Regions from separate parts of the Homo sapiens genome. Here region 2 is linked to region 1. Evidence: chromatin loops called from intact Hi-C (ENCODE). Cell type or tissue: lower leg skin. All regions are shown on one strand. Each heading gives the region's core, and the rest is flanking DNA. Links, peaks and the distances in the headings are about the cores only. Region 1 has its middle 70 kb from the start of CNTN1. Region 2 overlaps CNTN1 (contactin 1).

Region 1 (7,689 bases), core at 1,507-5,506:
AAAGGCTAGAAGAGTAGCCTTCTGACAACTTCAAAATCAATATGAATGAAGAAAAGACATGATTTTCCTCTTTTCTGGTCGATATGCATTATAGTTTGGATGTTTGTCTCCTCCAAATCTTGTGTTGAAATTTGATCCCCAATGTTGGAGGTGGGGCCTAATGGGAGGTGTTTGGGTCATGGGGGTGGATCCGTTGTGAAGAGATAAATACCCTCCCTGGATGGGGAAGTGAGTGAGTTCCCACTCTTTCAGTTCCCAGGATATCTGGTTGTTAAGAAGATCCTGGCATCTCCGTGATTTCCACATCTGCCAGACCCCCTTCCCCTTCCACCATGAGTGGAAGCAGCCTGAGGCCCTCACCAGATGACTACTCTTCCAGCCAATCAGAATCATGAGCCGAATAACTTTTTCCCCTATAAATTACCCAGTCTCAGGTATTCCTTTATAGCAACACAAATGGACTAATATAGAACCTGAAACTCTAATGAACAGATTGGCAGTGGGGGAAGGATGAAAGATCTCACAACCTTCTTTCAGGTAGTGTGTTGACTCTCTTCCTCTTAAAAAGGAAGGGGGAGGGCAAATCACTATTGTTACCTTACTCCAAATTCCATCAAACATACAATTAATAGAAATGTCTAAAGTTCCTGCAAGTAGATTATCTGTCAGGCAGTAGATTGCCTCCTGGTCTTTTCAGGATCTTCCCAGGAATCTAAGTGTTAAGTTGGGTATGAGGAGGTTGCATTAGATATTGCTTCCCATTTTGCAGACCAGGAATTTTAATAGCAAATTTATTCAGTGTAATTTGTTTCTTGGTGAAGTTAAAATTCTGGAAACAGAACAACAACGTGACCAATCTGAAATAGCATTACCAAGGTAAGTTTTTGTTTTTTTTGTGTGTTTTTTTTTTGTTTTTTTTGGCGGGGTGGGGGGTAAGGAAGGGTTTACTCTAATGGTCTTCTTTTTGCTCTTTAACTGGTAATTATCTAACTCTGTCTTTGCACCTGGAAGTGAAAGAATTCAGCCTTATGTGAGGGAGAATGTCCGCCATGACCCAATTCTCATCCTCCACTGCATAACTCCTGAAAGCGCTGATTGATTTCAAAGAGAGTGCTGTAAAGAGATCCTCTGTGATGTGAAGAGAATTAGAATTGGGCACAAAGGTAGAAGTGTAACTGATGCTAAAAATAGCTCATGCTTTGGAAAGTTGATTAATCCAAAGAAAAGAAGTTATTAAAATGTTCAATTAGAATTTCTGCAGCTTGCAGATTCTATTTTTAATTTCTAAAGCATTACATATGTAAAATGCAGGAGGATGTGAATCTTACTAGGATCAGAAAACAGAGAGGAAAGGGCAAAAGCTTCCTTTAAGCAGCAAACATAGGCAGAATTTGATAGCAGTAGGAGTAATTATTACTGCAGGTGTCCTAGTCTGATATGTCTCTTCATTATTATGACTTTTTTTTTTTTTTTTTTGACAGAGTCTTGCTCTGTCACCCAGGCTGGAGTGCAGTGGCGCAATCTCGGCTCACTGCAAGCTCCACCTCCCAGGTTCACGCCATTCTCCTGCCTCAGCCTCCTGAGTAGATGGAACTACAGGCGCCCACCACCAAGCCTGGCTAAGTTTTTTGTTTTTTTTGTTTTTTTTTTTTTGAGTAGAGACGGGCTTTCACCGTGTTCGCCAGGATGGTCTCGATCTCCTGACCTTGTGATCTGCCCGCCTCGGCCTCCCAAAGTGCTGGGATTACAGGCGTGAGCCACCGCGCCCGGCCGACATTTTTTTTTTTTACAACTTGTATTTCTTTAGAATTCCAGAAATTATTTTAAACATGAATTTTATAAGTTTGATATCCTAGTTTTGAAATAACATGACATTTATTCTTATTATATACGTCTTGAGCACATTAAACAAAGGAGCCATGTAACTCTAAATATTAATCAGTAATATAAAAATCAAATCACCCCTGGAAATAGCACAATCATCTATATACGGTGGCTCAATCTAGAAACCTTAGAGCCCACTTGATTCCTTCTTCTCCCTTATTCCCCACAACCAATCACCAAGTCCAGCAATGTTGCCTCTTTAATAACATTCAAATCAATCTACTTCTCTCCATCCCCATGGTTACAGCCCTAGTCCAATCTATCAAAAGCACTTGCTGAGACTATTCCGATAACCTCCCTACACTTCCTCAAACCTACTTGTGCTCTTCTCCAATCCATTCTCTATTTTAGGGTTACAGTAATGGATCAAATCCACATCTGATTATTTTATCACTCTTCTTAAAAGCTGCTGCTGACTTTTCCCTACTGTTGGGTAGAGTCCAGCATCCTCAATAAGGCTTTAAAGAGTCTGAACTATCCACTCCCCTTCCTAACTCTCCACCCTCATTTGAGTGTCCTTCCCCTTACTCTCTCTGCTCCACCACACTGAACTAGTGATTCCTTGAATTAATAGATACCATCTTCTGAGTGGTTTTTCACATGTTCTTTTTTTTTCTACCTAGAATTTCTGCCTCCCCTCTCTTTGTCTAGATGGCTTCTATTCATTCTTTAGATCTGTTTTAGCATTCAGGAAATCCTCTATCACATGTAAAAGATATATGTCCTATAGATCTTTATAGCATTCAACATACAATAACTCTTCATTTAATTTCTCCTTATCCTTCTATAGTCTATGATAGCAGTGATGTGCTTGTTATTTACTCAGCACATTAGATATAATGCATGGTGAATTATCTAATAGTTATTTACTGGATGAATGATTGCATGAGGTGACATATAGAAACTCAAAGAAGAGGGTCTTTCTGTGTGAAAGAGAATGAAAGGCAGAAAAGCCTCCAGAAGGAGTTACATTTGCGATGGTTCTTGAAAAATAAATAGATATTTTTCAACTCAAAAGAGCTGCTGGATTACTCATAGACCTGGGATTGGCATGAGCAAAGGCACTGATGTGATTGAAGTGTTTGGGAAGTGGGGAGTTTATCATGACTAGAGTAGATAATGGAGGGGGAAGTGATTGTAGTGAGTTAGTGACGCTAATTCAAATGTAGAATGTTAAAGGCTTTTATGCCAGCCTAAGTAGTTCAATTCCAACAGGATAGCAAAATGATCCCAATGATTAATAAAACTACACAGGTGTTAGTGCATCACTATTGAGAGCACCTGATACAGCAGCACATACCTTTCCTTATATTTCTTATTTTTTTTTTAGTCAGTTGGTGTCAAGTGAATTAATTCATTTTCAAACATAAAAGTCTTCATCATAACTCAAATTACATACATTCTATGTTGATTGTAAGATTCTAAGGTTAAAGTTAAGTAATTTTCTAGGAAAGAAAAGCCTTTTTTTTTTCTTTGAGACAAGTTCTCGCTCTGTTGCCCAGGCTGGAGTGCAGTGGCCTGATCATGGTTCACTGCAGCCTCAAACTCCTGGGCTCAAGCGATCCTTCCACCTCAGCCTCTCAAGTAGCTGGGACCAAAGGTGCATGCCACCATGCCTGGCTAAATGTTTTTTGTTTTTGTAGAGAAAGGGGTCTTGCCATGTTGGCCAGGCTGTCCTCGAATTCTTGGCTTCAAGCGATTCTCCCATCTCTGCCTCCCAAAGTGCTGGTATTACAGTCATGAGCCACAAAGCCCAGCCCTATCATTTTTCATTCAAAAAATTTCCAATTTGAGTTTTTTCTTTTCTGAAGATATCCCTTTATCTAGTGGAATTTTCCCATTGAATCTATGAACTGGAAGTGTTTGAAATAAACAGATACAAATGCCAAATGGGAAAGTCATTGATGATGTAAGTGTATTTCAGAAACAATCATATTTTAATACCTCTAAATAGGGGCAAGATTTAAAAGTAACCATGCAAGAAGACAACTCTTTGCTGCCATCTGGTGGCAGCCCTTTTTGCCATCAGACTATCTCTTGAGGTCCCACTTTTAAGTCTCTGTGAAGAAAATAGGCCAGTAAAACCAAGAGTTAAGCAGTTTTGAGAACCCAAGAGAAATTGCTCCATCTGGGATAAGGCTTCTCTGGTCACTACAATTCTTGAAATGCTCAACGGTTCCCCTACTTAACAACTAGGAGGTGGAAATACAGTAGGATTCACAATACGAGGGATGTTAACAAACTCCTTTGACATAAGGCAGGGCTGACTGGGAATCTTGATTGGAAACCCAAAACTCCTTGGAAACTCCCTCTGACCAGAGAGGCTTCTTCTGGTCCATCTTCTCAAATTGCTTCCTTGTATTAACAAAATACGCTCCTTGACTATTCATCAACTCATTAATTTAACAGACGGCTGGGATAATGTAGTAAACAAAGGAGTTATGCAGCTTGCATTGTAGTGAGGGTGACTGACAGACAAATAAATGAGATAGATAAATAAGCAGTTGCAAACTTTAATAATAGTTTTGAAGAGAGCAAGGGTCAGTGGTCATGGAAGGCCTCATGATGATGTAGCACTGCAGTTGAGACCTAAAAAGAAGATAATGAGCTAGTCACGGAAAAAAATTGAGATGAGTGCATTTTAGACAGAAGAGAGAGTGTGTCCGGTCTCAGTGACTTCAAGAATGAAGCTGTGGACCCTCGCAGTGAGTGTTACAGCTCTTAAGGTGGCGCATCTGGAGTTTGTTCCTTCTGATGTTCGGATGTGTTGGGAGTTTCTTCCTTCTGGTGGGTTCGTGGTCTCGCTGGCTCAGGAGTGAAGCTGCGGACCTTCTCAGTGAGTGTTACAGCTCCTAAGGCGGGCGTCTGGAGTTGTTCATTCCTCCCGGTGGGTCCCTGGTCTCCTTGGATTCAGGAGTGAAGCTGCAGACCTTCATGGTGTTACAGCTCATAATGGCAGTGTGGACCCAAAGAGTGAGCAGCAGCAGGATTTATTGCAAAGAGCGAAAGAACAAAGCTTCCACAGTGTGGAAGGGACCCCAACGGGTTGCCACTGCTGGCTAGGGCAGCCTGCTTTTATTCTCTTATCTGGCCCTACCCACATCCTGCTGATTGGTAGAGCCCAGTGGTCTGTTTTGACAGGGTGCTGATTGGTGCCTTTACAATCCCTGAGCTAGACACAAAGGTTCTGCACATCCCCCCCAGATTAGCTAGATACGAAGTGTTGATTGGTGCATTCACAAACTCTGAGCTAGACACAGGGTGCTGATTGGTGTGTTTACAAACCTTGAGCTAGATACAGAGTGCCGATTGGTGTATTTACAATCCCTTAGCTAGACATAAAGGTTCTCCATGTCCCCACCAGACTCAGAAGCCCAGCTGGCTTCACCCAGTGGATCCCTCACCGGGGCTGCAGGTGGAGCTGCCTGCCAGTCCCGCGCGGTGCGCCCGCACTCCTCAGCCCTTGGGTGGTCAATGGGACTGGGCACCATGGAGCAGGGGCCGCGCTCGTCGGGGAAGCTCGGGCGACACAGGAGCCCACGGAGTGGGGAGGAGGCTCAGGCATGGCGCGCTGCAGGTCACGAGCCCTGCCCCGCAAGAAGGCAGCTAAGGCCCAGCGAGAAATTGAGCACAGCAGCTGCTGGCCCAGGTGCTAAGCCCCTCACTGCCCCGGCCGGTGGGGCCGGCCTGCCGCTCCGAGTGCGGGGTCCGCCGAGCCAACGCCCACCCGGAACTCGCGCGCAGCCCCGGTTCCTGCCCGTGCCTCTCTCTCCACACCTCCCCGCAAGCTGAGGGGCCTTGGCCTTGGCCAGCCCAGAAAGGGGCTCCCACAGTGCAGTGGCGGGCGAAGGGCTCCTCAAGTGCCGCCAACGTGCGAGCCCAGGCAGAGGAGGCGCCGAGAGCGAGCAAGGGCTGTGAGGACTGCTAGCACGCTGTCACCTCTCAATAGCATGTGCAAAAGCAATGAGCTAGGATAGAGCTGGAACACTCAGTATCCAGAGATACTAGAGATCTGTAGTGGGAGTATGTCGTGGTGGGAATAGAGAAAATTGCAGCTAGGCCTAGATAATGCAGGGCCTTTAGGCCACTGAAAAGACTTAGGATTTTATTTCGAGTTCAATGAGTAAACATTGGGAAGCTTTAAGCAAAATAATGGCATGATGCAATTTACATTTTCGGTTTAGTCATTGCTGGCAATCAATGTATTGTAAGAGGACAGGAAAGAAAGTTTATAAAAGTGAATTAGGAATTTAACACCATGATCTAGGAAATAGGTGTTGGTACTTTGTACTTTGTGATGACAGGAGACTTTCAGAGAAATGAGTAGATCCAAAAATCTTTTGAAAGTCAAATCAATGGGACTTAGGTGAATAAAGAAAAGGGAAGACATTTTGATCATGAGCAATTGACAGGAGGGTGGTATTGCCACTTTTTGAGATGAAGAAGAATGAAACGGAAAGATGAATTGGTGGAAAATGAAAGATGTCTGTTTTGGAGACTGTGCCTTTGAGACACCCTTGTGAAAATACTGTGTAGGAAGAAGTTTTGAGAGTGCTTCCCAGAAGGAAGATCTGGACTTGAAATGTAAATTTAGTAGTGACCAGCATAAAGATATTACTTTAATCCACAATTATTGAAAATATCACCTAGGGAAGCTATAGCAAAAGAAGACAAGACAAACCAGACTATAAGAATCATCCCGTTAGATGGCCTTAACATGTTTTTTTTTGTTTTTTTCCCTCAGCCCACTAACTGTGACCATATAGTACCCCATTCATATTATTTCTAAAGTCCCCAGCTCTATACCAAAATGTGATCTCTATCCCACTGTAGGGGCCATGGGAAAACGTCCCCTTTGCCCTCTGAAGTTTCACTAAAAATCAACAGACAAAAGACAGATTAATAAGAGAAGAAGCACACAGATGTATTAATGTGCATGGGGTAAAAATCACAGAGTGATTCCCCACTCACACAATGGGGTACAGATACTTATATACCCTTCTTATTAGGAGAAATGGAGATGGGGAAATGTGGATGATTTTAGGTGGGTAGTATGGGATTTTTAGGGAAATTCAATAGACTTAAAAAACATACAGGGGCCTGGGACAAAGTCTGTTGGACCTGCAGAGCAGTAGTTTGCAAATGTGTGCAGGTGTGTTGAGACTTTCATCTTCATTCTGGCCAAAGGAGTTCAGTTAATGAAAACTCAGGAAGGGACCAGAGGTAATTGCTTTCTTCTTTGGTGGGTCCGGACTTTTGCCAGATAAGGGAACTTCAAGAACATTTTTATTCTGCACATTGGGAGAGACAGAGATTGAGAGACAGGAGTTGGAGGAGAGTCAGAGAGATCTTGAGGCTTCTTCAGTTTTCCATGTCAAAGTACCATATTCTGGGGTATCAGTCTCTAAGCCCCAATATCATCTTCCACGTTTGACCTCTAACCTACTCCTGTCTCAGAATCTATCAGTAGCCAGTTTAGGCTTATTGGATTTTTTCTCTGTGAACCCCAAATCCTGGGTATATTGCAGAGAGAGTTTTGAATTTAAGCAAATGTTCCTTCTGGCCTCTGACTGGGATCAGCAGAGCTTAAGACTGCTTCAGCAGATTGAGTGACCTAGAGATTTCAGTGAAGAAATGTGTTATGAAAAAGCTTCATAAAAAATGACATTCCTCAGATTCCAATCTTAGAAGTCTGCTCATTTTAAAAACTAGGAAATTGCTAGTAAAAAGAAAATAAATACATGAAAGTACATGAAAGTAGTACACCCTGTTCATTATTTTACATTGCTTCAATTAATGCCATTA
Region 2 (7,689 bases), core at 2,228-6,227, 300 kb before region 1:
AGAACTGATGTTCTCACCTCTTTCCCCACCCACCATCACCAAAATAAGCTGTACCAACACCAGAGCAATAGCCACGCTGACTCTCCGACTTACGGATGAGATGTGACTTTGTCAATCAAGAGCTAAGCCCTGATCTAGTTCTTTCAAGGACTCAACAGACCATCTTCTTTGTGTCTTTCCTAGCCCCACACAGATGATAAAATCAATCATCTTTGCAAAAGCTATCTGTTTTCCTCGGATTATAGACTGGATTAAACAATAAATAACCATAAAATTATTTTTTCAGTAAGTGCCAGCACATACTTAAGAAATGTTGCTTTTATCGGTAGATATATGACACTTCTTGCTTTTGCCCCAGAAGTCTAGGTAAGCACATTGCAGTCCCATAGTTTTGAAAACAACTTATTGAATGATGAATCATAAATTGATATTCCATCACCCCCGACATCTACACACATATAGAACTGCCACCTTGATTTCCGTTTGGAAGCTTAACAGATGCTTCACATTTAACATGTCCACATCTATTCCTTCAGCTGAAGTAATGGCAACTTCATTCTTTTAGGATCTCACAGCAAAAACTTTTATGCCACCCTCAACTCTTGTATTTATCTTATATACCACATAAAGTCAACAAGCAAATCCTATTGGCTTTTCCTTCAAAATATATCTAGAATTTAACCAAAGTATACCTAGATTTCTATATAGAATTTAGTATATTCTATTTTATCTAGAATATGCTTGGATTTATCTTCCCACCTCCACTGCCACCACTCTGGCCCATCATATGCTACCTAAACTATTGCAATACCTCCAAACAGATCTCTTGTTTCCACCTTTGTCCTCCCCAGGTCCTTTCTTAAAACAGTAACCAGAGTCACCTTTCTATAACTTAAGTCATGTCATGTGTCTCCTCTGCTCAAAGCCCACCAATGTAAATCGCATTCAAAGTAAAAGCCAAAGTATTAATAATTGTTATGGATCATAAGGTCCTCCATAATGCAGCTCTTGTACCTCTCTTATTTCATTTCTTACTACCCTCTGCCTTATTCACTCTATGACAGCCACCCTGGCTTCCTTGGTCTTCCATAGTCTGACCTCAGCATCTTCCTGGCATGCTCTTCTCTCGGATACTCATATTGTTAGCTCCTTTACTTCCTTCAGGTGTTTATTCCAACTTTCCTTCTAGTGATGCTCCTCCTGAGTTCAGTCATTCCCCTCAATACTTACTCTCCCCACTTCCCTGCATTATATCTATCTATCTATCTATCTATCTATCTATCTATCTATCTATCTATCTATCCTTATTTAGCAATATCTAACATGGCATGTCTTTTAGCCATTTATCTTATTAATGTCTGACTCTCCCCGTGGAAGACCTCTGAAGGCTGGTAGCTTTTCCTGTTTTGCTCCACTGAGGCATTTCTGTGGCATACATTGTGCCTGCTGTATAACAAATACTCATAAGAGATTTTCTGAGTCAATGAGTGATGCAGTGAAGTCCATCCAGTATTGAATATGGTCAAATGTAGTCACTGGATAGTTTTGGTCATTACTTTGTGGGAAACACTATGAAAATGGTAGGTTTTTAAAATATGTATATATACATATATATATATATATATATATACACACACACACATACATATATATATATATATATATATATATATAATTTCAATAGTTCCTTAAGAAAAAGGTTTTTCTCATTGAAAGGGTGTTAGAAAATTTTGAATTTTATATGTACCTCCTGTATTTATCAAGCAATCATCTTTCTCCTATTGTGGAGAAAATCACAAATATTTGATATGTAAACAACCACAACTCTCTCTCTCTATATATATATATGTGTATATATATATATACACGTATATATATATATACATGTATATATACGTATATACGTATATATACGTGTATATATATACACACACACACACACACAATTTCATGTGGAATATATAACATAATTTTGTGTGAAATATATGTGTGTGTATATGTACATACACACACATCAGATTGATGTATCCCACACAAAATCCTGTATGGAGTTTAAAAGCCTGTTACGTTTCATTCTCTATGGAGATGTTTAAAGTCAAATTTAAGGCATAATATTAGAACTAAAAGAATAGAAACATGATTTTTAAATTGTGAAAACAGGTATTTATATATTGTTTCAAAGAGATATTTGATAAATAAATGAAAATTGGTGAAAGTATATGAGGAATTCATCTTTTAATTAGCACTTTGGTGGCTTTTGTCTTAGCCATATAAAATTACAGAAAACATAGATTCAAAATTGAATTTCATAACAGATGACACTTAATTTAGCCCCATTTATAAAGTAGATGATTATTCTTGCTGATTGGTATTCCTAAGGAGATTAATAATTTATTATGTCTTTATCCCTTCTAGGGTTTAGTTACATACAGTTCACAGTATTTCATAGATACTAACTTGTTAAGAAAATGATTGATTATACATCCTTTCTTGGTACTGTTCTATTTCAGGAATATTTTCTAGAAAATCTAACAGAATTTCCCTATGGAATAGGAACTTTAATGATGACATAATACTATATATATATATATATGTTTATAAACTAAAATGATTAGAGATCCTTGGGACTAGAGCCAGGTGACTGAGCCAAGAAAGAAAGTGTCCACAACAATTAGTGACACATTACAAGGTATGCAAATATTCAGTCTCATTTAATTAATAATAAGCCATGATTATTAATAATGTAGCATTATTACTAAGAAAATGGAAACTTGTCCATTTTGTTTCATAGATGCTAATAGTCAGAGAGGAATTAAGTTTACCTGGAAAATGGTATGGGGGGTCACAGAGAAGCACCATTCCTTTCCCTTCTTTTACTCTGACCTCAGGACGTTCCTCAGGTGGGAAAGGATCAAGATCTAATTACGAAAGAAAAAAAGAGAAACATTCACTCTCTGGTCAATAGAAAGAGAGACATTCATCAATTTTACCTTTCAGCAAATAACTCATTCGTGAGATACAGCACTTCTCAGTGGTTTGGTGAAGCCTAGTAAAGTCAGCTCCTCGTTCTTACATTGCTGAGATTTTGTATAGACTATTAAAAAGTTCTGTTATGAGCTCAAAGTCTATGGATATTGGGAGCAGCCTGCATAAGAATTCTGACAACCCTGAAAATCACAAATATCCTGAAGACTTTTGTTTCAGACTTAGGGAGAATCTCAGTCAGGGTATCTGGAAATACAATGAAATCAGACAAACCAGGGACCTACCAAAGAAAGTAAGTAAGAAGGAATGACTTAGAGGAATGGACTCATTTGAAGGGTATTTCTCTTCCTGAGGGAGGGCTTGGATATCGGGAAGGAATAAGGGTGAAAGGCAGGACCCTCATTAGGGAACGTGAAAGTAACCAATCTCTTGCTCCTTCTCAAATTCTGGGTTTGTTTCAGTTCTAATTTTCTTTACTCTTTTCTATGTATTTGGAACTTACATTTCACTTGATTCCTTGATATTCTTCCAGTTCTTCATTTGTTTTACTGATACTCATTCTATTTTTTTCTGCCTCTCTTCCTGTTCCTAACCTGTGATCGGCACCCAAATTATAACATTGAATTGTTACTTTTCTCAGTATAAAGTGTATACCTCTGAAAATTCATCTATGCTAAGTGTTACTTTTTTGCAGAGGACTTTTCAAATCTACTTCTCTAGGCCTGGTGTCTTACTTGAATGCCATCCCTATCCTCAATAGCTTACTTGACATTTCAACTTGGATAACTCAATATCAAAATAACCTCTGCATGTGAAGCAACCATTTAAATGCTTCCTGCCATCCTTGAAATTGGTTTTTCTTGCTCCCATCCCATTATTAATGAGAACAGAATGTTTCTACCCTCTGACTAGACATAACTTGGAAAAAAAATGTACAGTCTTCTTTCCTTTTGTGCAATGCAACCTGTTAATTCTTTCCTTATGGTTAATGTATATTATTTACATTTCCACTCTCACCACACTAATTTAATCTTACTTCTCTTCCTGGACCTTTCTCATTCCCTCCTGATAAACCCTACCATGAAGGACTTCTTAAAACATTGTTTTCATCCTATAATTCATTTTGCAAAAGATTTAAGTGCTGACAAATCACATACTGGAGATCACCTGGTCCAACTCATCTCCCAATGTAAAATTTTCTTTCAAAACAACCTCTAATTTTTAGCTTAGCACAGTTTTTCATTATTAGCCCTAATTAAAAGAAATGTTTCATGTAATTTAAATTTAAAATAAATTAACTAAAATATAATTAAATTTATTCCTACTATTAGAAGTTAAATATTAGGGAATACAATATTGTCATATTGGGTTGATCTTTGAAGAGTCACAGACATTATGTTGCAATATGTGACATTTTCTTCCCCCAAAAGACAATTTTCACCCCCTTAGGGGTGATAGTGCCCCTTTGATAATACATGGCTTGTTGCTTCCATTGATGTCTTTTTTTTTTTTTTTTTTTTAAGGCAGAGTCTTGCTCTGTCATCAGGCTGGAATGCAGTGGCACAATCTCGGCTTACTGCAACCTCCGCCTCCCAGGTTCCATCAATTCTCCTGCCTCAGCCTCCCGAGTAGCTGGGATTACAGGCATGCACCACAACGCCCAGCTAATTTTTGTATTTTAAGTAGAGACAGGGTTTCACCATGTTGGCCAGGATGGTCTCGATCTCCTGACCTCATGATCCACCAGCCTCAGCCTCCCAAAGTGCTGGGATTACAGGTGTGAGCCACCGCGCCCAGCCTGATGCTAACTTTTAAAGAGTCATTCAAGATCCTCAGACGCTGGCCTTCCTTTATTTGACAACATCATCTTTCACTGTTTCAAGTGCATTCATAGTATGCCTTGTGGTGCTTTGTTGTCTCCATTACACAATTAGGGTCCACTCATCTTGTAAGATCCACCTCATCTATGATGCCTTCCTCTCACTATCCTTTCCTGATTGTTCTTCTTGCTGAACTCACCTAAACACGCTTGCCCTTTTTTAAAAGTTACAGTTTACTTACATCCAAAGCTCAGGGTTGCTTCAGTGCTTCTGACCATCCCGTAGTTATTAGATGCTAAACAGTAGTATATTCCAGCATCTTTCTGTTTGTCAGGGTTGTTGATAACAAGGTTTCCTCCTACCATACTGTATCGATCACTTGTGAGATCAACGTCCCCATTATTCATTCTCCATCTATGAGAAAAAGACACAAAGGTCATATCACAGGTCATGAGACCTAGAAACTCTACGGAGCTAACACAGTTCTAAAATAATTTGGGTACGGCTCCATGTGAAGTCAGACAATTAAGAATATGATTCAGGTGGTATTTCTTTGTACTCTATGATTCTGAGTCTCTAGGACCATAATTTGTAATTTAGCTCAAGTACAGACAAGGAAACATCAAAGTACATGACGTATTTTGTCTTTTTTTTGTGAGGTATCTCAAGTGACAAATATTTTGTTGAGTTTTTCTCCATAAATTGATTTCTTGGGATGTAATTGATAGCCATCTATGCACCAGTTAGATTCATACATATGCAGATATACTGTATAAAGTATTAAAAGCATTGTTCTACCATAAATAAAATACAAAATATCAATATCTGACTCTAAATTTCAAAGTAATTTTTCAATAAAACAAACTAATTGACAGTGGGTTCTGCTCAATAAGTGACATATTCTGACCACTAGAGGTCAGTCACACAATTTGAAAATGATAAAAGTCAGTTGGGTTTTTAAAAATTTATTCCGAGCCACAAATATACAAGTAAATCTGGATTTTCCTCAGCCTAGAGTTAGTGGTCACTTATGTCTTTTCTCATTACTCTAAGATTACTTTTAATAAAGTGAAAAAGAGGAACAATTCTTTTTCTCCCCAACCACATAATATCATAACAATATAAGACATGCTGCAGATAATCAGAGCATTAACTGATAGGGATAGTGTTATAAATAGACTGGAAACAGGGATCTAACTTTCTGATGTGATGATGAAAAGAATGCATGTAGAAAATAGTTCTCAACTAAGAGAACCAACTGTATAATTTTATAATCATTCTTTATCAGGGTTTATCCTTTAAAGTTCCATGTCCTCAGGAAAGTCATAAGCCTAGAGCTGTGGTCAAATCGCTCAAGTAGTAGTGGCTCGTGGCCACATCGCTCATTTCCTGGCCACTTCTAATTAGAGTAATAATCATGCCCAAAAGTCCTAATGACTTTAGAATATCTGTTGTCAAATCAAAGTTACTGGAACATTATTAGTTACAATTTTCGCAGTATAGGAGATAATTTAAAAGCAAGTATAGAAAACTGTGATTTTGCATTTTTAAAACTTACTAAATTACAATCCAATGAATAAAGCCTTCCTCTTCCCCCAGGTGATGGCAATATTGTCCCTGCCTGAACCATCTAGTGTTAAGTTGCTTAGCTCTTGTCAAGACAGTGGGTTTCTTTGTTGGGCAGCTCCAATTTTTGTAATTTCTCCCTCATTATATTGGTTCCAAATATTTGTTTATTATCTTACCTTCCTCCACATGGATCTGATTGTGCTTGTGACATCATATAAGGATTACCTTTTTCTGTCTTTGAAGAAGTTCACTGGTCTAGTTTCAGAAACATAGACTATTGCTACAATCCCTTTTAATACTTTTTTATTGTAATGCTTGTTTCTTTGGGGATGGGGGCAAGATAATGAAAGCCTCAAGGCTTATAAGTCAGAAGTAAAGTACCCTGTTGTACCTCTCAGGATGTTGCTATGAATAGCACGTTGTCCCAGAACATGCTACAAATATATAACTACTATATGAATGAAAAATTGGATGATTACCAAGGTTAGTATAATTTGTCCTGAAATTATGTACATTTTAAAAACTTTAAATGTTCTTTTCCATCAAACTATTTCCATCATGAGCTGATTTTTTTTCTGTTCTTTCCCCCCACTTTTTTTTTTCCTGTCAAATGCAGACTGTCTTCATAACAAGATTAAACATCTATCTGTCTTCTCCAGTTCTGTCTATTAGTGTATGGATAACCAGGCCAAACTCAAAGTGGGAATTTCAGTGCTGGGTGCAACCTGAGAGAGGCAGTTGGTGACTTACTGGCAAAGCAAAGCTTTGCTTTTTATTGTGCCTGTGGGGTGGGGGCATGGGGGCAGCAAGGAGAAGCATAGCCTTTTCCATGTTTCTAGAATGTTATCTGAGAGCAGCCCTTTCTTTTGGTTGCCTCTGTTCTAGCCTAGAGACTGATTTGCTAAGGTCCCTTGTGTGACTGTTAACAACAGAGTGTCACAGCATAAGTGTCACTGAAAGAGTTTTTGGGATTCTATCAATCTATCCAGATAGATAAATAATGAAAAAATTGCATACCTCATTGGAAGTCATAAAAACTGTGTTTCAGTCTTGGATCTGTGATTTACTAGTTCTTGAGCAAGCAAATTTACTTATTCAGGATTCAGCTTCCTCTCCTGTAAAATTTTCTTGGATTGGATCTCCTCTACAGATCCTATTAGTTCTACTATTCCATGTCAATGACAAATAGGCTCTCATTATATATGGCTTAAGGGTGGAAATAAGTCTAGCCCATCAAATATTTTGAGAACAAATGTGTTATTTATAATTTATAAAATACCTACTTATATCATATTTCCATGTATGAAATTGAAAC

Evidence for each region. Hi-C counts contacts between places; a loop is a spot of excess contacts. Peaks named below come from ENCODE experiments on the same cell type or tissue, not always from the same donor. Only the 100,000 strongest peaks of a DNase experiment are listed, where the experiment ranks them.
Region 2: a loop joins it to region 1, with 10 times the contacts of the local background. A loop is called at or near these places in 82 of 110 quality-filtered maps.

The regions. Positions count from the first base shown.
Region 1 is chr12:40,618,639-40,626,327 of GRCh38, reverse strand. No RefSeq gene overlaps it. Among named protein-coding and RNA genes, the nearest start is that of CNTN1, 70 kb to the left of the region's middle. In lower leg skin, for the core only: no CTCF peak of the experiment used is centred there; a DNase peak (open chromatin) is centred at 3,886.
Region 2 is chr12:40,919,786-40,927,474 of GRCh38, reverse strand. It overlaps CNTN1 (contactin 1), which reads right to left. Exons shown (of 24, transcript NM_001843.4): 5 at 5,047-5,219; 6 at 2,823-2,918. Among named protein-coding and RNA genes, the nearest start is that of CNTN1, 230 kb to the right of the region's middle. In lower leg skin, for the core only: no CTCF peak of the experiment used is centred there; no DNase peak of the experiment used is centred there.